Regions from separate parts of the Homo sapiens genome. Here all the other regions are linked to region 1. Evidence: chromatin loops called from intact Hi-C (ENCODE). Cell type or tissue: mammary epithelial cell. All regions are shown on one strand. Region 1 overlaps ZNF385B (zinc finger protein 385B). Region 2 has its middle 48 kb from the start of EPCART. Region 3 overlaps TTN (titin).

Region 1 (8,000 bases):
CCCACTGTCAACATTAGACACATCAATGAGACAGAAGGTTAACAAGGATATCCAGGACTTTGGCTCAGCTCTGCACCAAGCAGACCTAATAGACATCTACAGAACTCTCCTCCCCAAATCAACAGAATATACATTCTTCTCAGCACCACATTGCACTTATTCCAAAATTGACCACATAGTTGGAAGTAAAGCACTCCTCAGCAAATGTAAAAGAACAGAAATTATAACAAACTGTCTCTCAGACCACAGTGCAATCAAACTAGAATTCAGGATTAAGAAACTCACTCAAAACTACTCAACTACATGGAAACTGAACAACCTGCTCCTGAATGACTACTGGGTACATAATGAAATGAAGGCAGAAATAAAGATGTTCTTTGAAACCAATGAGAACAAAGACACAACATACCAGAATCTCTGGGACACATTTAAAGCAGTGTGTAGAGGGAAATTTATAGCACTAAATGCCCACAAGAGAAAGCAGGAAACATCTAAAATTGACACCCTAACATCACAATCGAAAGAACTAGAGAAGCAAGAGCAAACACATTCAAAAGCTAGCAGAAGGCAAGAAATAAGTAAGATCAGAGCAGAAGTGAAGGAGATAGAGACACAAAAAACCCTTCAAAAAACCAATGAATCCAAGAGCTGGTTTTTTGAAAAGATCAACAAAATTGATAGACCACTAGCAAGACTAATAAAGAAGAAAAGAGAGAAGAATCAAATAGACATAATAAAAAATGATAAAGGGGATATCACCACCGATCCCAAAGAAATACAAACTACCATCAGAGAATACTATAAACACCTGTATGCAAATAAACTAGAAAATCTAGAAGAAATGGATAAATTCCTGGACACATACACCCTCCCAAGACTAAACCAGGAAGAAGTTCAATCTCTGAAGAGACCAATAACAGGCTCTGAAATTGAGGCAATATTTAATAGCCTATCAACCAAAAAAAGTCCAGGACAGATGGATTTACAGCCAAATTCTACCAGAGGTACAAGGAGGAACTGGTACCATTCCTTCTGAAATTATTCCAATCAATAGAAAAAGAGGGAATCCTCCCTAACTCATTTTATGAGGACAGCATTATCCTGACAGCAAAGCCTGGTAGAGGCACAGCAAAAAAGAGAATTTTAGACCAATATCCCTGATGAATATCAATGCAAAAATCCTCAATAAAATACTGGCACACCGAATTCAGCAGCACATCAAAAAGCTTATCCACCATGATCAACTGGGCTTCATCCCTGGGATGCAAGGCTGGTTCAACATATGCAAATCAATAAATGTAATACAGCATATAAACAGAACCAAAGACAAAAACCACATGATTATCCCAGTAGATGCAGAAAAGGCCTTTGACAAAATTCGACAGCCCTTCATGCTAAAAACTCTCAATAAATTAGGTATTGATGGGACGTATCTGAAAATAATAAGAGCTATTTATGACAAACCCACAGCCAATATCATACTGAATGGGCAAAAACTGGAAGCATTCCCTTTGAAAACTGGCACAAGACAGGGATGCCCTCTCTCACCACTCCTATTCAACACAGTGTTGGAAGTTCTGGCCAGGGAAATCAGGCAGGAGAAAGAAATAAAGAGTATTCAATTAGGAAAAGAGGAAGTCAAATTGTCCCTGTTTGCAGATGACATGATTGTGTCTTTAGAAAACCCCATCGTCTCAGCCCAAAATCTCCTTAAGCTGATAAGCATCTTCAGCAAAGTCTCAGGATATAAAATCAATGTGCAAAAATCGCAAGCATTCTTATACACCAATAACAGACAGAGAGCCAAATCATGAGTGAACTCCCATTTACAATTGCTTCAAAGAAAATAAAATTCCTAGGAATCCATCTTAGAAGGGATGTGAAGGACCTCTTCAAGGAGAACTACAAACCACTGCTCAACGAAATGAAAGAGGAAACAAACAAATGGAAGAATTCCATGGTCATGGATAGGAATAATAAATATCGTGACAATGGCCATAAAGCCCAAGGTAATTTATAGATTTAATGCTATCCCTATCAAGCTACCAGTGACTTTCTTCACAGAATTGGAAAAAACTACTTTAAAGTTCATATGGAACCAAAAAAGAGCCCACATTGCCAAGACAATCCTAAGCCAAAAGAGCAAAGCTGGAGGCATCACGCTACCTGACTTCAAACTATACTACAAGGCCACAGTAACCAAAACAGCATGGTACTGGTACCAAAACAGAGATATATATAGACCAATGGAACAGAACAGAGCCCTCAGAAATAATACAACACATTTACAACTATCTGATCTTTGACAAACCTGACAAAAACAAGAAATGGGGAAATGATTCCCTATTTAACAAATGGTGCTGGGCAAATTGGCTAACCATATGTAGAAAGCTGAAACTAGATCCCTTCCTTACACCTTATACAAAAATTAATTCAAGATAGATTAAAGACTTAAATGTTAGACCTAAAACCATAAAAACCCTAGAAGAAAACCTAGGCAATACCATTCAGGACATAGGCTTGGGCAAAGACTTCATGACTAAAACACCAAAAGCAATGGCAACAAAAGCCAGAATTGACAAATGGGATCTAATTAAACTAAAGAGCTTCTGCACAGCAAAAGAAACTACCATCAGAGTGAATAGGCAACCCACAGAATGGGAGAAAATTTTTGCAATCTACTCATCTGACAAAGGGCTAATATCCAGAATCTACAAAGAACTCCCAACAAATTTACAAGAAAAAAACAAACAACCCCATCACAAAGTGGGTGAAGTATATGAACAGACACTTCTCAAAAGAAGACAATTATGCAGCCAGACAAATGAAAAAATGCTCATCATCACTGGACATCAGAGAAATGCAAATCAAAACCACAATGAGATACCATCTCACACCAGTTAGAATGGCGATCATTAAAAAGTCAGGAAACAACAGGTGCTGGAGAGGATGTGGAGAAACAGGAACACTTTTACACTGTTGGTGGGACTGTAAACTAGTTCAACCATTGTGGAAGATAGTGTGGCAATTCCTCAAGGATCTAGAACTAGAAATACCATTTGACCCAGCTATCCCATTACTGGGTATATACCCAAAGGATTATAAATCCTGCTGCTATAAAGGCACATGCACACATATGTTTATTGTGGCACTATTCACAATAGCAAAGACTTGGAACCAACCCAAATGTCCATCAATGATAGACTGGATTAAGAAAATGTGGCATATATACACCATGGAATACTATGCAGCCATAAAAAATGATGAGTTCACGTCCTTTGAAGGGACATGGATGAAGCTGGAAACCATCATTCTCAGCAAACTATCACATGGACAAAAAAGCAAACACCACGTGTTCTCACTCATAGGTGGGAATTGAACAATGAGAACACTTGGACACAGGAAGGGGAACATCACACACCGGGGCCTGTCGTGGGGTGGGGAGAGGGGGAGGGATAACATTAGGAGATATACCTAATGTAAATGACGAGTTAATGGGTGCAGCACACGAACATGGCACATGTATACATATGTAAGAAACCTGCACGTTGTGCACATGTGCCCTAGAACTTAAAGTATAATAATAAAAAGAAACTAAAATTCAATTAGTAAATAAATTAAAAAAAGAGATTTTAAAATGAGCTTGAGTAGATTTTAAAGTCAGGACATTTTGGATGGGGGAGAAGATAAGGGTAATAAAACCTGGGTATTTTGCAGCAGGAAGTGGAGTAGTAGTTTGGATGTGGGAATGGACAGCAGGATTGGAAAATGGGTTGTCAGTTGGAGTGTTATACATAATTTTATTTTTTTCTTGCTGCTATAGTCTGTACTGTTCTTTGACGCCCCCAGGATCCTCTGTTATTGTTTTCCCCGTCTCCCTTAAAGATTTCTTAATTTCATTCCTATTCTACATTCAAGAAACAGTTATTGGTATTAAATGGCTTCTGGGGTCAGGACATTAATGATAGGTATTATAACTCTTAAAATATGTGTGTAGGGTTTTAAATACATAGGCCAGATTTATCACATTGCATCTCATGCATATTTAAAATGTTAAATTTATCCTCAAATATGTTTTCCCAGAAATTTTTGAAGAACTTTAAAAATTAAACTTGAAAACGCGATACCACAGAATTACCACAAGATGGTGCCATGAGTATATTGAAAGTATGATAGTTTCTTCACTCCCTTGCCCACATCAATATTCTGATGGAACTTATTATTAATGAGTATGGAAAGCAAGAAATACCACACCAAGGAGTGAGGATGTGTGGACATGCATGTGTGGGCAGGATCATGCTCATTTGAAAGACTGAGCACCTTGTATGCAGTAGGCAGAATCTGTAGGGGAGACATGGCAGGGGGTGGGGAGGGTGGGAAGAGCAGGAGAGATCTTTCTTTAGTTTTCAGGAATAAAAATTACTACTTAAATATATTAATATTGTCCATGTCTGGAAAAAATCTCCATTTTAAGAGATATCAGGAATGAACATTAATTTTAAATGATGCAACCTTTGGTTTGCATGACAGATTTAGAGACAAGGCTAGAATGCATCAGTATGATAATGTATTTTACCTTTTCAGTAGAAACACATAGTTTTAAATGCTTGCTTTCACTTAATTTTTGATGAATCAACTTGCCATTTATCATTCAACCAAAATATCTGACTTTTGCAAATATAATTACCATGGTGAATGTATAACAAATCATTGCGTTTCTACCAGTAAGTGCACTAGATAAGTAAATCATTTCAGTGTGAGGTAGGTGGGTTAAAGTATTTACAATATACTTATTTCTTTAAACCTCTTAATTAGTAAGTTCAGAAAACTCGTTTCATAGAATAATTATTATACAATCCATGTATTGGATAGAGCCCATATGACTTATGGTTTTTAGTGAAGGGACAGACTTAGAAGGGGAAAAGGCCTTGGTCAAAATATGTCAGATTACACCTTTGAAAATAGGGCATCCGCTTTTCTTTGTATAAGTCACAGGTCCTTATAAGAGCACTCAGGAATTGTCTCTCACTTGTAGTACTTCAGACCTGGTGATGATACATATAGTAGAAGGAATACTGATATACTTTTCTAAGTCATTGTCTTACTGAGAATTGATCACTGTTTAGTTTCCAAGTATTTTACAAAATCCTGACTCTATTCTTCAAAGCAAGGATAAGAGTTGGTACCCTTTATCTGTTCTCCCCAGATAAATTTAATTGAGACTGATATTGTAGGGTTTATTGAGATTGAAGTTCCTTGGGAATGAGAGTAGAGAATTTTGGAAATAGGATGAAGTCTCAAGTTACAACTCTAACCACCTCCTGCTGCACAAATGCTTTGAATTTGAGACAGAGCTCCAGCCGTTTTCAATGGTGTCAGAAATCTAAAACTATACCTGACATAGACTTGGCAAAGTCATTATAGAACATCTCCATATTCTGTACATGTGGTTAAAAACTGTCAAACAAGGGTGTGGATTATACAAGTGTGTGGATTAAGTACAGAACTCTAAGGGATTGATACATAAAAGAGTTTGAATGGAAGTTTGATAAAATGATTAAAAGGAGTGGTTGACCCTTTTTTAGTGAAGGACGGATTATCTTTTTCTTTAAGAATGCTTCTGAATATAAACTTTTACATATTATATGTATTAAAAGATAAGAGTTGCTTAATATTAAGTCTTGGTTTTTAGATTTTGAAAACCAAATACACCTTTCAGTGTGGAAACTGAGTCTTAGACAATCATGGCAAGTGTTTACATGTCTGAGTGATTTAAATCATCAAAGGCATATTTAAAACCTTGGTGTCTGCCTGGAATAGAAGTGTTACCCATTTTAAACTAATCTGGGGAGAAGGGTTTTCAGTAGTGAGCCAAGCCCAGTGGTAATTAGTGAGTTCAATTTCCACTGGGGGGATGAATGTATTTTCACTTGGACTGACCAGCTTTCTTCACACAGACATTTGACTTTCACATCTTAACAGTGTTACAGCCAAGGAGGCTGTTGGACAGTGTTCTGGGTTAGACATCCCTCTGGAATGTTACAGCTGACCATATGGTTGGTATATGTCCTTGGCACCTAATGGTTTTTCTCGAGCTGGTTTTTGGGCCAGCTGTGAAACATATTTGCTCTTCTGATTACATGGAGTTTGGAGGAGGTGGAAGGGCTGGATATTGTACTTTTTAATGGGCAGAGTGTGCTGGCACTCACACATAATGTTAACACACTTCATTTCAAGAGCTTGCCCTCTGGTGAGCCTGCACTGCAATCCAGAGACTGTTGTCCTGTAGACACTGAGTATTTATCTATTATTTAATGGACTTGATGTGAAAGGTATAGGGAGCTTTTTTTTTAAATCATAGCCCTGAAGTGTTACTCATCTTATAGGATAGTAAGTTACTTTTGGAAGCTGCTGTAACTCCATCAAACCTTCAGGGCACCATTTTGGTTGCTAAAAAAAAGAAGAATTCACCAAATTATGTTGTATTGTCAAAAAAATAAATGCAGTTTCCTTCTTCAGATAGAAAATGACTTTGTGATTGTGTTCTAGATACTAAGAGCCACACATTCCAGTCTAGTTTGTTCAGTGAATAGAAAGACCCCTCTTCACATAAATGCCACCTGGACACTTCCCCAGTGCAGGTCTAGGCCCCAAAAGGCACCCAGGAAATGCTCTTTGAAGACAGCGGATGTTCTATTGACCCAAAATCTTAAGTGTAGTGTCAATGCTCTGCTATATTAAAGTTCTTTAATGTACTGAAAGAAAAGTATTTATTTGGGAAGTGTAGTCATAAGAAAGACTCCAAGCAAATGCAACACATTATTCTTGTTTTTTGAGAACATTTGTTTTTAAAATGGATTTTAAAACTAAACAGTTGGCTCTTGATGGCAGAAAATATTGCTACTTTTTTCTAAAACTGATTTTAAAGAACCTCTATTGCAAGTAGTTTATAGCATATACAAATAAAACAGAAATCTTTACTTCATAAGGCAAAGGTTATTTTTTTGTTTGTGTCTGACAGTGTCACATGCACTGTTTAACATTATGGATATTTTGCTTTTGGGTACAATGAGAAGAGGGTGAGATAACCCAATGTTTTGCCTCCCTCTGAAATACATGTGTCCTTTTAAAATTTCCTTTTGAAAATTAAGGTAGGTTGCTAAAAAAATACTTATGTCAAGTGCCTTTCACACTAGTGGGTATAGAGTTTAGGTGATCAATGAGTACTATTATTATTATGTTTTGTATTTTTTTTTGATTCAGTCATTTTAAGTGGCTTCTTCTTGCCTATCTTTTCCATGTCCTAGTTTTGTCATCGTGCATTATTGCCACATATCTGCTCTGCTTTGTGTCTCATTCTTAACAGCACCTTCCCTCATATTTTTGCCCATCCATTAAAGTAACACTACCCTCCAGATTTCTTGCCTAAGCAAGAGAACATCTGCTTAGGTACCATTTCCCAATCCATAACTTTCTAGCAGTTTAGGTAAACATTTATACAGTCCACAATCTCTTACTTGCAATTTCCGAAATCCAAGAAGCAGTGAGAACTGGAAGATTTTATAATTCATATTGATGGGAAAACGTGACATGAACTAATGTGAGCTTAAATTATAGCATTTATTTATCCCAATGAGTATGAATATGCACAGGTTTTGCTATAGAATGTTAATGTGTCTGATTATAGAGTTGTTGCCCCAGACCCCAGTGCGGCATTATATAACATCTGCCACTGGAGGCATTATATAATTCCTGGCATACGTAGAGTATTACCTTTCTAAAATCTGAAAACGTTTGAATTCTGAAATGCATCAAGCCCGAAGGGTTTTAGATAAGGGATTGGCGTATAATCAAATATCCTGGTTTAATTTTAAACTTTTATCTTATTACTAGGGAGCTTCATGTGTGGTAATAATAAAAAGATTTTTAGGCATACAATCTCTCATGAACTATTCCTATGACTATTTTCGAAGGAAAGTTTATGTGTGTGTTGGGTGAGG
Region 2 (8,000 bases), 330 kb before region 1:
GGTTGAGGGTGGGAGGAGGGAGAAGAGCTGAAAGATAACTATTGGGTATGTAATGGGCTTAATGCCTGGGTGATGAAATAATCTGTACAACAAACCCCAGTAACAAGTCTACATATGTAACAAACCTTCACATGTACTCCTGAATCTAAAGTTTAAAAACAAATACATAAATTTAAAGTTACTAAGAGATAAACACACAGAGAGAAAGAGCCATAGAGACAGCAAAGAAATAGAAAGACATAGGTAATAAAATGAAAAGGTGTACATATGCCTGGAAATTGTTTTAATGAGGAAAATACAGATGCAGGAGGGACAAATGTGATCAGGTAAGAGGAAATGTTAATTTTTTTTTTTTTTACACATTAGAGTGAAACAGTAAAATACCAAAGACGAAAAAGCAACCAGAAAAAAATAGGTTAGCTAAAAAGAAATGACAGAGACCAGAATTTCTAAATAGTAGCAGTGTAAGTAAGAAGATAATGAAATCGTATCTTCAAAGTGAGAAGAGAAAACACAAAAAACCTAGCCAGACTTTTGTACCCAGCCAAACTACCTTTTAAGAATGAGGGTGATATAAAACATATTTGATTAAATGTACCTTTACTGAAGGAAATTCTAATTGACGCACTTCAAGAAGGAGTCTCATCGGAAGAAATGGTAAGCAAAACAAATGCTAAGCATGTTTTAAACTGTGGTAGACATGGTGATGCACTCTCAGTCTCTTTCAAGGAAGCACTGGTTACTGGATAGCTGTCAGCGAACAGCTTTAATCTACCAGCCCCTTCACAGAGCGCCTCAGGTTAAGCAAAGAACTTTGCTCAAGGTCAAAGAACAGCCCACACCTGATGATTGATCAAGGCAGGAATATAATAGCCCAGTCATTTTGTCCAAACTTGGGACAACTCTAGCAGACCATTTTTGCTCCCCGGGGGTACAGCTAGGGCCCTGTGTTGCAGCTTAACTTCTCCCTCTACCCTTTTCTGCTTCCCTTCCTTCCCTTCTGCACGTGTTGATCCCAAGGACACTCCCTAATAAGCCTCCTTCACTCTAAAAATATAAGGAAGAAAAGAAGGGAAGAGGGGAGGAAGGAAAGGGAAAGGAATGAAGGGAAAGAGGATAGAAAGATGGATGAAAGGAAGAAAGGGAAAAAGGAGGGGAGAGGGAGAGAGAGGAAGGAAAGAAAAATGCAAAATGAGAGCATTGCATATCAAAACTTGTGGGATGTAAGTCAAAGCAATAATCTGTGGACGATAGCTTCAGTTGTACTTGTTACAAATCAAAATGAAAAATAAAATTCTTAAAAAGCTAATTAATAACAAAACAAGTTCTAAAAAAGTAAAGAAATTAATAAAAGTAGAAATAGACATAATGACATCAATATAGCCAAAAGCCACATTTTAAAAAGCTGGATAAAATAATCCTTACCTGTGGGATCAAAATAAAAAGAATAAAAACATTACTACATAATATTAAGAATACAAAAGAAAATAAAACTGCAGACATAATATATTTGTAATAGTAGTAAAATATGATGTACCACCAGTTAAATTTGATCATTTTAACTTGAAAAAAATTCTGTACGAACATGTGTTGTCAAAATTATGCCAATCCAATGAAAAAATTCTGAATATGTCAATAATCAGAAAAACTGCAAAATGTTCAAATGAAGGAAAAAAGCTCCGATAGTTTTAAGAATTTTCAAGAAACAATTTCTATGTAGATAAACTTACTTTTTCTGAGTATAAAATAGAAACCTTTTTAAAGCATTCTTTAAGGTATTTCACAATCCTTATGGTGAAGCCCAAAGATAGCTCAAAACAAGGCGGCTAACTTAAGGACATAGGTACAAAATTGATAATCAAATTATTGGTAAATCAAATCCAAAGTGCAGATTTTTAAAAATCTATCTTGACCATTTGGGTTTTATCCGAGAAACGCTAGGGTGGTTCAAGGTAGCCAAACTATTAATGTAATTAATTATATCATACTAAAGCATCAAAAAAATGGAATCATATATGTCAAGAAAAAGCTTAATAAAATTTGTTAAAAATTTTCTTAGTAAAATACACTCACATCCGTAATGCCAGCACTTAGGCAGGCTGAAGCAGGAGGTTTGCTTGAGGCCAAGAGTTTGAAACCAGCCTGGGCAACAAAGCAAGACCCCATTTCTTAAAAAAAAAAAAAAAAATTTAAGAACCCATGATGGTGTGTGTGTGTTGTTCCAGCTACTTAGGAGGCTGAGGCAGGAAGATCACTTGAGCCCAAGAGATCAAGGCCTCAGTGAGCTGTGATTGTGCCACTGTACTCTAGCAGCCTGGGCAAAAAAGCAAGACACTGACTCAAAAAAATAGTATAAAATTTGGTAAAATATAAATTAAAAGCCCTAAACAAGATGGAGTATTTTTTAGTTTTGAGATGGAGTCTTGCTCTGTCACCCAGGCTGGAGTACAGTGATGTGATTTTGGCTCACTGCAACCTCCGACCCCCAGATTCGAGTGATTCTCCTGCCTCAGCCTCCCGGGTAGCTAGGATTACAGACACCCGCCACCTCGCCCGGCTAATTTTTTGTATTTTTAGTAGAGACAGGGTTTCACCACGTTGGCCAGGCTGGTCTCAAACTCCTGACCTCAGGTGATCCACCCACCTCTTGAAATTTAATAACTATCAGGAACATTTCTAGCAACACTGCTTTACAAACTATATTAGAAGTCCCCAGTGTAATGAGGCAAGAGAAAAAAAAACATTGCAAAGAGGTAAATACCATTATTTATGGAAGAATTAATTTTAGACAATCAGCCAAGAAATAATAAAAACTAAGAAGAAAGTTCTGTAGGGAACCAATAAAGATTAAAATGTTAAAGATCAATAGATCTCTAACATATTAGCAATGGTCAATTATAAAATAACAAAATAGGTGCCACTATTTTAGAATAGATAATAGATAATAGAATAAAAATAAGTTATCTAAGAAAGATTCTAATAAAAGGTGTGAAGACAGGTCATACGACTCTTATATTTACCTCTCTATTACATCTGAAATTTATTTTTTAGCATGGGGTAGACAACCAATGTTTTTACAGTAGATATTCAATTGTACCAAGAACATAAATGGAAAGATATATACCAAATTTCTAGATAAGAAGACTCAATGGTTTAAATATGTACTCTTGCCAAATTAACAATTGAGACAGTATGAATAAGATTTTAACAGGATGTTTTAAAACCAAATAATCTGAATCTAAAATTTATATAGAAAGAAGAAGTACTTGGGTGGCCAAAATACTTTAAAAGGAACAAAGAATACAAACTTGCCCACAAGATATAAAAAGCATATCTAAAAACTATTATAGGGTAATTTAGATCTTGAGATACTAGTAACATTTTCAAATCAGTGTGGAAAAGGTAAGCTACTGAATAAACATTATTTAGACCATTAGCCATTCATTTGGGAAGAAAAGCAAAAGAAACCATAAACCATAAAACACATTGGATGAAAATTTTATAAACATGGAATGGGGAAGAGCTTCCTAGGGAATATGAAAACACAGCTTTTGTAAGGAGAAAGATTAACATATTTGAATATAAAAAATATTTAACTTTTGTCCAAAAAAGGATCTCACAAACATTAAAACAAGTAAACAAAGAAAAGAACGATTTACAATACATAAAATACCAAAGTTAAAACCCTAAATATAAGAACTACTCTTATAGACCAACAAGAAAAAGACAAGAACAAACTCAATAGATAAAACAAAAGCAGTGAACAAGCAATTTTCAGAGGAGAAAATAAATGGTAAATAGATGTTAAGATTCTCAACTTCACAACTAATCAGGAAAACATAAAACTGACATAAAAATTTTCACCAGTTGGCAAAAGTTAAATATTAAGTATTAAATTATAAATATTAAATATTATAAAGATTTAGCTTTTAGGAGGATGCTGGGGAATGGACACTCGTCTTTTTTCTGTTATTACTTGTTAATAACAGAAATGTGAAAAAAGTACTGCACACAGTATACATTATTTAATGTTCTTATTAAGAGGGATTTGCTATACTTACAGAGAATTGAGAATTTACAAACGTTTTATTTCTTAAATTATCCTCATCCAATGGTGTACCACATTATACCACAAGGGGATGGTATTTCTCTAAAAAAATTCACTGTCACAGACTAATGTAATTCACTGAGGTAGTGAGGAACACCTTTTAATGATGTCAAGATCAAAATAATTTAGCCTCCATGTTCAACTATAACTCAGAGCTATTGAAAAAAGTCAGTCTTACATTTCTGGAAACACGAATAATTCCTAAAATCAAATGTTCATGGGTTAACCCAGCACTAGAGATGGAATGTTACCAACCAGAACAGAAAAAACAAATACGTAGTTCTGGCCCCAGCATAAAGCTGTCTTCATGCTAGAAGGAGGTTAGGGAGCATGTTGCTGCTTCAACAGCAGTAGCAATTAAGTGTAAAAAAAGAATAAAGTGTTACCTCAACATGCTAATAGAGTCCATTTGGGAAATATCAAGTAGACAAAATGGTTGTTTCCCCAGAAACAGGCAGCAGGAATCCTTGCAAAGAATTCCCTACTCCATGCTTAAAGCACTGGATTATAGGAACCTCAGTTTACTACACACAACTACCAAAGATATATAGCCCAATACTTTTTATGGCAGCCCTAATGGCATTTTATTCATGGGTCGAGTCATAAGCCAATGAGAATAACCTCTCTAATGGCCTGAAAAAGTAGAATACATAACACTATAGCATGAGATGGAACTACCAACAGCTTAAATGATTCTAAATATAGGTCAAATAGCAAAGCAGACCAGCCTTCTTAAGGCAACATGGTGTCATTAACATCTATAGAGTTCTCACTATGCCAGGCTATCTTAAGCTTCATTTAGCTCATGTATTCTCACCAAGACTGTGAGATAGACGCTCGTACTGAGGCACAGGTTAAATAAATGGCAAGGGCTGGATGGAACCAAAATTAAATCTAGAAGGTCTACCTCCAGAGCCTGTACATTTAAATACATGTTACGCTACTTATCACAAGGCTGAATTCTGGACTAGTATTTTTAGGTAGCCTGGATTCCAATCCTTCACTGCCACTACACCTCTGAGGCTGGGAAAAGTGCATTGTTCTGGGGTCTTAGGGTCCTCTACACCCCCACTCACCAACTGCCCACCACTTTCACCCCCATAAAGGAACTGAACTAGATAATGCACAAGGTCTTTCTTTGGTTCATCAATTCATTACAATATTATGAAAGCAGCTATCAGATTGATGCAAAGTGTAAGGTCTTATATGTTTAGATATCTGCCTTCTATGATCACCAATAGCAGCAAAGAAAACTTGTTTTATAATATCTGTCAAAGGCATACAATGAATCACCAGTTTGTTTAAATAAAAGTATGGCTGTCTCTTATCTGCAAACAGATTTTTATATAGAGGGCTATATATGAGCATTATATGCCTATAAAGAGTGTGGGTGTACTGCCATCAAGAAAGTAAATGGAGAACCAAATATAGAAGTTCTAAGCAGAACTTCACAACTCTGGCTTCAGCTGGCTCCAATCCCTCCACTGTGACTTAAGTAATGAGATGACTTTGAGAAGCTTCATAACATGACAGAAATTGCATGTGCTTTAAAGGCATTCTGACTACAGCTGGGCGTGGTGGCCCACGCCTGTAATCCTAGCACTTTGGGAGGCCGAGGCGGGTGGATTGCCTGAGCTCAGGAGTTTGAGACAGCCTGGAGAACACAGTGAAACTCCGTCTCTACTAAAAATACAAAAATTAGCCGGGCATGGCGGCAGGAGCCTTTAATCCCAGCTACTGGGGAGGCTGAGGCAGGAGAATAGCTTGAACCCGGGAGGCAGAGGTTGCAGTGAGCGGAGATGGTGCTGTTGCACTCCAACCTGGGTGAGAGAGCAAGACTCTGTCGCAAAAAAAAAAAAAAAAAAAAAAATTCTGACTACAATTGCTGACATTTTCATTAAAATTAGTATTAGGTAATCTTACAACCATTTTAAGAGGCCTTTGAATTTTTTTATGATTTTAGCTTTTATTTTAGATTTGGGTATATGTGCAGACTTGTTATTTGGGTATATTGTGTGATGCTGAGGTTTGGGATATGATTGATCCCATTATCCAGGTACTGAGACTAGATAGTATCAAATAGCTTTTCAATCCTTCTCCCCTTCATTTCCCAATCTAGTAGTCCCCAGTGTCTATTATTCATCTTTATGTCCATGAGTACCCAATGTTTACCTCTCAACTTATAAGTGAGAGCATGTGTTACATGGTTTTCCGTTCCTGCATTAATTCACTTAGGATAATGACCTCCAACTGTATCCATATTTTTGCAAAGGACATGATTTCTTTTTTGTGACTGTGTAGTATTCCATGGTGTACATATACCACATTTTTTCTTTATCCAATCCACCACTGATGGACATCTAAGTAGATTCCATGTCTTTGCTGTTGTAAATAAAGGAGAGAGATTGAGATTGAGATTTGGTTGAATGATTTTCCTTTAGATCCCAGTAATGGGATTGCTGGGTCAAATGGTATTTCTGTTTTAAGTTCGAGAACTTCTCCATATTGCTTTCCACAGTGGCTAAACTAATTTACATTCCCATAGACAATGTATAAGCATTTCCTTTTCTTCTCAGCCTCGCCAGCATCTGTTATTTTTTGACTTTTTAATAGCCATTCTGACTGGTGTGACATGATATCTCATTGTGGCTTTGATTTGCGTTTCTCTGATTAGTAATGTAGAATATTTTTTCACATGGGCATTGGCTGCTTGTATGTCTTCCTTTAAGAAGTTCAGTCTTTTGCCTGTCTTTAATGGGATTGTTTGATTTGTTTGAGTTGTTTACATTTCTTATAGATTCTGGATATTAGACCTCTGTCAGATGCATAGTTTGCGAATATTTTTTCCTATTCTGTAGGTTCTCCTAATAGCTTCTTTTGCTGTACAGTAGCTCTTTCATCTAATTAGATCCCACTTGTCAATTTTTGTTTTTGTTGCAATTGCTTGAGAACTTGGTCATAAATTATTTCCCAAGGCCAACGTCCAGAATGGTGTTTCCTAGGTTTTCTTCTACAATTCCTATATATTGAGCTTACATTTAAATATTTAATCCATGCTAATTTTGAATATGGTGACAGGTAGGGGTCCAGTTTCATTCTTCTGCATGTGGCTAGCCAGATATCCCAGCACCATCTATTGATTAGGGAGTCCTTTCCCATTGCTTATTTTTGTCAATTTTGTCAAAGATGAGATGGTTGTAGGTGTACGGCTTCATCTTTGAGTTTTCCATTCTGTTCCATTAGTGTATGTGTCTGTTTTGATACCAGTATCATGCTGTTTGGGGTATTGTAGCCTTATAGTATAATTTGAAGTCAGGTAATGTGATACCTCTGCTTTGTTTTTGCTTAGGATTGCTTCCAATATTAGGGTTCCTTTTTGGTTCCATATGAACTTTGGAATAGTTTTTTCTAGTTCTGTAAAAAAAATTATGTTTGAATCTATAGATTGCTTTGGGCAGTATGGCCATTTTAATAATATTGATTCTAATTCGTGAGCATGGAATGTTTGTCCATTTGTTTGTGTCGTCTATGATTTCTTTCAACAGTTTTCTGCAGTTTTCCTTGTAGAGATCTCATTTCCTTAATTAAATGTATTCCTGGAGTTGTTTGTGTGGGGTGGGGGGGGCTACTGTAAATAAGATTGCTTTCTTGATTTGGCTCAGCTTAAACGTTATTGGTGTGTAGAAATGCTACTGATTTTTGTACATTAATTTTGTATCCTGAAACTTTATTAAAGTTGTTTAACTGTTCCAGGAGTTCTTTGGCAGAGTCTTTAGGGTTTTCCAGGTATAGAATCATATCGTCGTCAGAGGAAAGATAGTTTGATTTATTCTTTTCCTATTTGGATGTCTTATTTCTTTCTCTTGCCTGATTGTCCTGGCTAGGACTTCCA
Region 3 (8,000 bases), 960 kb after region 1:
AACTTTCTGCAATTTTCTCCATTGGGATATCCAGAAAATCTTTTTGACTTTGTAGTCAGAATTAACAGAATCTCTTTTAAAATGGGTCATTGTGCCCCCTCCCAAACATTCATCTTTCCCTTCCCACAGGTGAAGAAGAAGTACCTGCTAAAAAGACAAAGACAATTGTTTCGACTGCTCAGATCTCAGAATCAAGACAAACCCGAATTGAAAAGGTATTTTTCTATACTGTTGGTTTTCAAGCCTTTCAGGCTGTTGCGTCCCCAGCTATTCCTCCTCAACGTGGGCTTTGTTTTAATCTTTTACAGAAGATTGAAGCCCACTTTGATGCCAGATCAATTGCAACAGTTGAGATGGTCATAGATGGTGCCGCTGGGCAACAGCTGCCACATAAAACACCTCCCAGGATTCCTCCGAAGCCAAAGTCAAGATCCCCAACACCACCGTCTATTGCTGCCAAAGCACAGCTGGCTCGGCAGCAGTCCCCATCGCCCATAAGACACTCCCCTTCCCCGGTCAGACACGTGCGGGCACCGACCCCATCTCCGGTCAGGTAAAGCTGCCATAGAGAGAGCAGATTATTGCACATTTTGGAACTAGGTTTTGAAACGAGAAAGATTCCCTTGTCCCCCTCGCAGGGCATGCGACGCGGAGAGTGGTTCGCTTCTTCAGTGTCCCGCTGCTCAAACCTCTAGGGGAGCATACAAACGGGCAGGTTGTGGGGCTCCGTGTTCCTCTGGACATCCAGCCGCTTGTGTGTCTGCCTACTAGGGTCTCAGGGGTTTTTATAGGCATAGGGTGTGGGCGTGGCAGGTCAGGGTGATCTTGGGAAATGCAACATTTGGGCGGGAAGGCAGGAGTGTTTGTCCTCACCTAGGTCCATGGGCACAGGCCTCGCTAGGGACCACGCACTTCTCTTCCCAGCACTTCCCTGCCCTCCTCCCGTGTAAGTTTCATGCACTCAAAAATGTAGCAGGTGACAAAGGAGGTAAACCAAGAAGTTACTGAATATGATTTTCACAAATCCTCACTGTCCACAGGTAAATTGAAGACCCTTATAAACTTCTGAATTCTTATTTATATTTCATGTAATAAATATCTACTTTAGGGGCCAAAATATGGCACAGTGAAAGGAGAAGAGCACAGAAGTTAGAGTTCAAAGCCCTAAGGACAAATCAGCCTGATCACTTAACAGTTTGATTTAGGGCAATAAGTATAAATAATAAAATAATTGTTATTATATATGGATCACTTCCTCTATCAGATTGGAACTATACATACATTATCTCATTAAATGTTCACAACCTGTAAGAATTATTATCCTCAATGTTATTGATAGGTAACTGGAATTAAAGAAGTTAAGCAGTTTATTTAAGGTTTCAGTTGTGTCATCTGTAAATTAAAGAGAGTCACAATAAGAATGATCTCAAGCTGCATTTTGGGGCTTCAATGAGATAATTAGTTGAAAGTGCCTTGTAAATAGAAAATAATTATGCCAATATTCTTATATTCAGATGGTAAGTAAAACCTTTTAAATATTTTGCATATGCTTGTGTTATTTTATCTAGAAAATAAAATGGACTTCTATGCTTACTTAATATGGAAGTATTTTAGAAGGTGATCATGTATCATGATCAGGGCTCAGAAATTATATAATCAAGTGTAAATTGTCCACAACAGTTTTGAAAGTTTGGGATTTAGTTTATCATGATGAAACTTTTAATATGATGAAATGAAAAATGTACAAAATTTGAGCAAAGAAGTGTTTATTGATCAATTTAAATGAAATAAAAAACACATGGATGTTCCCTGCCAAGAAAATTTTTTATAAAAGAATAATAAGGAGATAGTTGACCTAAATAATATTCAAACATACTGTAAAGTTACTATAATCAGAACAGTATGGTATTGGTAAATGAATAGAAAAATACACCAGGGGAACAAAACAGAGAGTCCAGAAAGAGATCCAAGTATAATAGATCCAAGTATATAGGGAATTCAAAAAGCAAAGTGGCCTTTCAATTCAGGGGAGGGAGAGGTATTTTAATAAAGAATGCTGGTCCAATTAGCTATCCATCTGGAAGCAAACAAACATAAACCTCTGCCTCTCACTATTTACAGAATAAATTTCAGCTTGATTAAATAGTTAAAAAATGAAAAAAAAAGAGAAGACAATCTGCAAAAGCATTTATGGGTGAAAGCTTTTAAAAAGACAGTTACAGATTCAACTACATAAAAATCAACATGTATGTATGGCAAAAGCAAAAAGTCATTTCTAAACCAAACAGCACTTGTGAAAAAATTTTAAGACCTTTCTCCTCCTCAAGGTACTTCATTGCCTCTGCCATAAAAGTATCACAATAAACATAAAATGGCTACAAGGTAGACAACACCAGCCTAGAAACAGTATATAACATACAAAATTACGTAAGCTTATGCTGGATAAGACCCATAAACAAGCAAAATATTGAAATGGATTAAAAGAAATGGATCTGGGGGAATGTTTGCAACACTTACGACAAATAACCAATAAATGCACTAAATGCATTAAAAATCATCCACAAATTAATTTTTAAAGGAAAAAAATGCAACACAAAAAAAGACAAAAGATACAAAAAAGTATTTAACATAAGAGGCAATGTAAAAGTCCAATAAACATGTGAAAAAAAATGCTAGATGTTTTCCAATTTTTATTGTTTTAGCCACAAAAATGTAAAGATATTGGCAAACACTAACATGAAACCTTGAACAAAAAGCTTACTTTAAAAAACATGTCTAGCAGTCGAATAAAAAAAAATGTTCAGTCTCAGGCTAAATCCAAGTTTGCACACCATGAAATCACAACACAAGCCAAATGCAATTTCTTGAGGAGATAACAACCTAACTATATTTTAAAACCCAAGCCTAAGGGTCATTTAGAATCATGGAGTGTCCCTGATCCCATGGAGCATTTTGACCATCTTAGCAGTTTTGAAAGTTCATTAATAACCATCCAAATTGCCCCAAAATTTTGCTTTCCAATAATTAAGAAATAAAATGCCAATTTGCAGAGAAAATAATGGTTATCAAAGATAGACTGCTTCCTAAATATCTCATAGTTTAATCTTGATTTTTGTTGTAGAGTAAGGCAAACATATTTCATTGAATAAGGTGCATTGTATCTCGCTGTGACCAGGTGATTATTTTTTGTTGTAAGTACAGAAATAAGCACTCTCCTATAATGACCAAAATTACAATGATTTTCACAGTTATGGGCTTACCTGTGTCCTGCTGTTAATCAGTCATGTCATGCTAATCATGTCTTTAACTCTTTTTGAATTAAACCCATTTACTAAGTACAGCAAGAACAAGGCACAGGGTGAAACTTAAAAGCACATGTCTCTTTGCTTTTCTTCAGTTAGTGGAAACCACACATTATTCTAACTTGGTTTTTGTTATATTTCAAAGGCAGTCATGTTCAGAAAAGAGGCTTATTCCCTAGATTTCCCTTTAGTTTGATTACAACTTCATTTACAAAATGTAAATGGATTTTCACACAAAAAAAGCCATTCTTCGAGAAAATAAACATTTCTTCGTGAAACTGGTTAATGTTGTAATGTACTGTTAGGGTACTCTGTAAGTTAGAGAAAATATCAACTGTACCTTGAGCTTAATTAGAATAATCATTTCATGTATGATCAGTGTAAGCTAAATATCCTAGATAGTGACAAGATGCATTTATAAACATTTTCTTATATGCAGAATTAATAAAATGCAATGATAGGGCAATACTGCCACCTAGAGAGGAAAATGTAATAAGCCTTATTAAGAATTAAATCAGTTCTGAAAAAAATTTTACCTTACAATAGTTGGCCAATCCCCAGAATTATTGCTATAGATCAGAAATAGTCTTTTTTGGCCATCAGTGCTGGGATTTAGCACCCAAATTCTTCAACTGATGCTACTTGCACTTTGGATACACCTAAAAAGCAAACAATGAAAACTATTCTGGAAGAAGCAACTTTATCAATTTACCCAAAAATCACAGAATCATTAGTTTTTAAGTTAGTCAATTCCCACAATAACTCTAAAGATATTTAAAATAAGTCCAGAGTGCAATACAAGGGGGGCGAGTGTAAACAAATATGGAGGAAATTAAAAGTAGCTGTCCACAAACACTTCGGCTAAAGCAGCAATTTGCAAAGTGCACTGCACAACCTGTACCCAGCAACATGCTGCAGAAAGCTTCCTGAGGATGTGTCCCCCTGTCCTGGAAATTCACAAGGCATACTGACATAGTAAAGGCTGTGGGAAGTCCTGCAGGGGAAAAAAAAAAATGGCTTAAGCTGCTTAGTCAAGAGTGGCACAAGCATTTTGATTACAGAAACCTTTCTTCTTATAACACCTATTTGACATCCTCTAACCCCCCCAGAATTGGAATACAGAGATGAATTTGGAATACAGAGGTTGCTGGATTTGACATGTCTTTCCTTTGGCTGCATATTAAAGAAGTAGCTTTTTCTGTTGTGATTTTTTTTTTTTTTTAATGTGAGAAGGTGCAAGGCACAAAATCTCCAGCTTATTTGGAATTAAAGCTGATTCTCTTACAGGGTTACAGCAGATAAGAATAGGTTTATTGAGATTTAAAACAAATTACTTCCAAGTACATTATTTACCCTCTGAATGGGTTATGGAGGCACACATTTTAAAACTCTGCCTTAAAGCACTTCCAGCTTTTCATCTCATGATTCACATCCAGTTACCCCTCCTTGCTTTGACATTCTTGACCTCTGCCTTTTGGTTTTCAGGTCCGTGTCTCCAGCAGCAAGAATCTCCACATCCCCCATCAGGTCTGTTAGGTCTCCATTGCTCATGCGTAAGACTCAGGCATCCACCGTGGCCACAGGTCCTGAAGTGCCTCCCCCTTGGAAGCAAGAGGGCTACGTGGCCTCCTCATCTGAGGCTGAGATGAGAGAGACAACGCTGACAACCTCTACTCAGATCAGGACAGAAGAGAGATGGGAAGGGAGATACGGTGTCCAGGAGCAAGTGACCATCAGTGGTGCTGCGGGTGCTGCCGCCAGTGTGTCGGCCAGTGCTAGCTACGCAGCAGAGGCTGTTGCCACTGGTGCTAAAGAGGTACTGTCAGAATGGTTTTGTTTTTCCTTATTTCACATTCTAGTTTCTCCAACTGGATTTCTGCCATGAAACTCAGTCTGTATAAATTGGAGGAAAAATGCATATGAACATAAAAATATAGCAGCAACTGAAGACCAAATTCAGTAGTCATGCTTTGTAAAACCATTTTTAATTAGGACAAAAGCTCCAATCTGTGAAGTTTCCATAATATACAGGTTTTAATGATACAGTCTCTGTATTTCTTGGCAATAATAAATGCTTATGTATGAGTGTATTTTGCTCTAGGTGGCTCAGTTTTCCAGTATGCTTTTTTATTTTCTACTGGGCATGTCATTTAAAAAAGTAATCTACTTGGTCATTTCTAATCTAGGTGAAACAAGATGCTGACAAAAGTGCAGCTGTTGCGACTGTTGTTGCTGCCGTTGATATGGCCAGAGTGAGAGAACCAGTGATCAGCGCTGTAGAGCAGACTGCTCAGAGGACAACCACGACTGCTGTGCACATCCAACCTGCTCAAGAACAGGTACGTGCGAGGCTGCCATGGGGCACCCGCAGAGCCACGTCCTTCAGTGCACATTAACTCAACCACCATCCACTGAGCTTGGCATGCAGCTGTGCTCAATTCATTCTGAAGACAGCCTTGAGCCCAGCAGGGCCCAGACTTTTAGAACTTTCTGAGCAAAAGGTGGTCGGAGATGTCAAAGGTGTTGACAATGTGAGTATCACAAGAGCAGAGTAGGCCAGAAATACCTGGGCTATATGAGCAGGCAAAAGTCAACTATGGTATTCAAGGTAGGAAGGCAAAGAGTGGCCAGAGAAACAGAGACCAGTCAATTCCAGAGCTCAGTCACTGCACACACTGGATGTGGAAACTACTATTTCAGGGAAGGCATTACATTTCTCTAAGTTTCCCCAAAGGACTTTTGTTTTTACTTTTCTCAAAACAAACATGACACTTGATTCATAGCTGGAACAGTGTCATAAATCCAGGATAATGTCCCACCTCGCATTTGAATAGATTTTCTGTTACAGTTTAAAATCATTCCAGCTTTCCTCCTTATCCTCTTGTGTGACATTTATGTCTAAATCCTGACAGATTATTGTAACTTTTTTTTCTTTTCTGAGACAGAGTCTCGCTCTGTCACCCAGGCTAGAGTGCAGTGGCATGACCTCCGCTCACTGCAGCCTCCGCCTCCTGGGTTTAAGTGATTCTTGTGCCTCAGTCTCGTGAGTAGCTGGGATTACAGGTGTGCGCCACCACACCCAGCTAATTTTTGTATTTTTTAGTAGAGGATTTCACCATGTTGGCGAGGCTGGTCTTGAACTAATTTTTATGTAAGATGCATTAAGGTGTTTTCTTCCTTTCTCTATGAAAAGCAGGTAAGAAAGGAAGCGGAGAAGACTGCTGTAACTAAGGTAGTAGTGGCCGCCGATAAAGCCAAGGAACAAGAATTAAAATCAAGAACCAAAGAAGTAATTACCACAAAGCAAGAGCAGATGCACGTAACTCATGAGCAGGTGAAAATGGGTTTGTATTTTAAATTCACTGAGGTTCTTACAGGGGTCAACACAGATAATCACCTTTACCATGAAGAGTGTTGTTCCTTGGGCCACATGGTTGTTAGCATACTAATAAGATCCCCTTGTTGTATGTGTAAATTTCTGGGTACTGGATACCAAAGTTTGGTAGTGTCCCTGAATGCTCCCCTTGTGAGTATGAAAAAGAACTCTGTGAACATACACCAGGAGTAGAAACAGGGGTCTCATCACATTGATCTGGGGATGCACTAAGTATAAGACTATAGGGAGAGGACAGATGGCTAAAACCAGGAGGAAGAAATAGATGCTGAGGCAGGAATGGGGAAAAGTGGAGGAGACACTGAACTCACTTTGCTTTAGAAATCTTAGCAACTGCTTCCTGGCTCCTTCGGAAGACATTTGCACATGAGTTTGAAGTGGAATGGACAGCATGGCTTTAACAAGCCAAATGACCAGAAAAGGTGAAAAGGACAGCCCCATGGTTGGCGGCATTTGGGGACAGATTGGAAAATGCCAGTTAGTAGAGCTCTTGGCCAGTGGAACCAGTTGGCAGTTGGGTGGTTTGAGAAGATGAATTTCAAGTCCCTTTCAGCCTTGAGATCCTGTGTTTCAGTGATGAGATATTTGAGAATGGCAAAGAGGCAAATAGAGAAAACTGTCCCCCTACATACGCATATACCTTAGGTGCCCAGATGGAAACAGCATTCTTCACAGTATTTAGGAAAACTGACAAAACAAAAATATTGTATAAATGCAGATTATAAATTATCCATGCTTGATTTCTCACATGTAAAATAAAAAGATCAGACAAAATTACTTCTAAAGTCTTCCATTCTGATATATATTCTAAGATTACCTTTAGATGACAGAATTAGTACAGAATAATATTGCCATAGATCTATTTGTAAACATTGGAAGTCATTTTAAAGAAGACTACAATTCTGCTGTTCAAAACAAAGTGTTGAATTCAACTTTGTTTTCTCTAAGCAGCCTACATAATTTACAGTTTAAGGAGAGAAAGAGCATGATCTTATTTATGAACATGGGATTATTTATTTTATTTAGTGACATCTGCAGAAAAGGGATTTTACATCTTCAAATTCCTATGTTGTTATATTTAATAAACACCATATTATTTCATTGGGCATCAGGAAATAAAGTTTTTTCTTAAATCATTCTTTGCAGATAAGAAAAGAAACTGAAAAAACATTTGTACCAAAGGTAGTAATTTCCGCAGCTAAAGCCAAAGAACAAGAAACTAGAATTTCTGAAGAAATTACTAAGAAACAGAAACAAGTAACTCAAGAAGCAGTAAGTCTGATTTTCTAAATATTTTGTAGTTT

What was found. Hi-C counts contacts between places; a loop is a spot of excess contacts. Peaks named below come from ENCODE experiments on the same cell type or tissue, not always from the same donor. Only the 100,000 strongest peaks of a DNase experiment are listed, where the experiment ranks them.
Region 2: it touches region 1 in a loop (14-fold over the local background); 6 of 110 quality-filtered maps call a loop at or near these places.
Region 3: a loop joins it to region 1, with 14 times the contacts of the local background. A loop is called at or near these places in 16 of 110 quality-filtered maps.

The regions. Positions count from the first base shown.
Region 1 is chr2:179,747,531-179,755,530 of GRCh38, reverse strand. All of the region lies in intron 3 of ZNF385B (zinc finger protein 385B), which reads left to right. Among named protein-coding and RNA genes, the nearest start is that of MIR1258, 110 kb to the left of the region's middle. In mammary epithelial cell, a CTCF peak has its summit at 4,152 (motif pointing right); no DNase peak of the experiment used is centred here.
Region 2 is chr2:180,073,643-180,081,642 of GRCh38, reverse strand. No RefSeq gene overlaps it. Among named protein-coding and RNA genes, the nearest start is that of EPCART, 48 kb to the left of the region's middle. In mammary epithelial cell, a CTCF peak has its summit at 4,139; no DNase peak of the experiment used is centred here; H3K27me3 peaks cover 120 bases.
Region 3 is chr2:178,792,040-178,800,039 of GRCh38, reverse strand. It overlaps TTN (titin), which reads left to right. Exons shown (of 363, transcript NM_001267550.2): 5 at 130-215; 6 at 309-553; 7 at 4,788-5,118; 8 at 5,489-5,641; 9 at 6,499-6,636; 10 at 7,843-7,968. Among named protein-coding and RNA genes, the nearest start is that of TTN, 11 kb to the left of the region's middle. In mammary epithelial cell, a CTCF peak has its summit at 3,781 (motif pointing left); no DNase peak of the experiment used is centred here.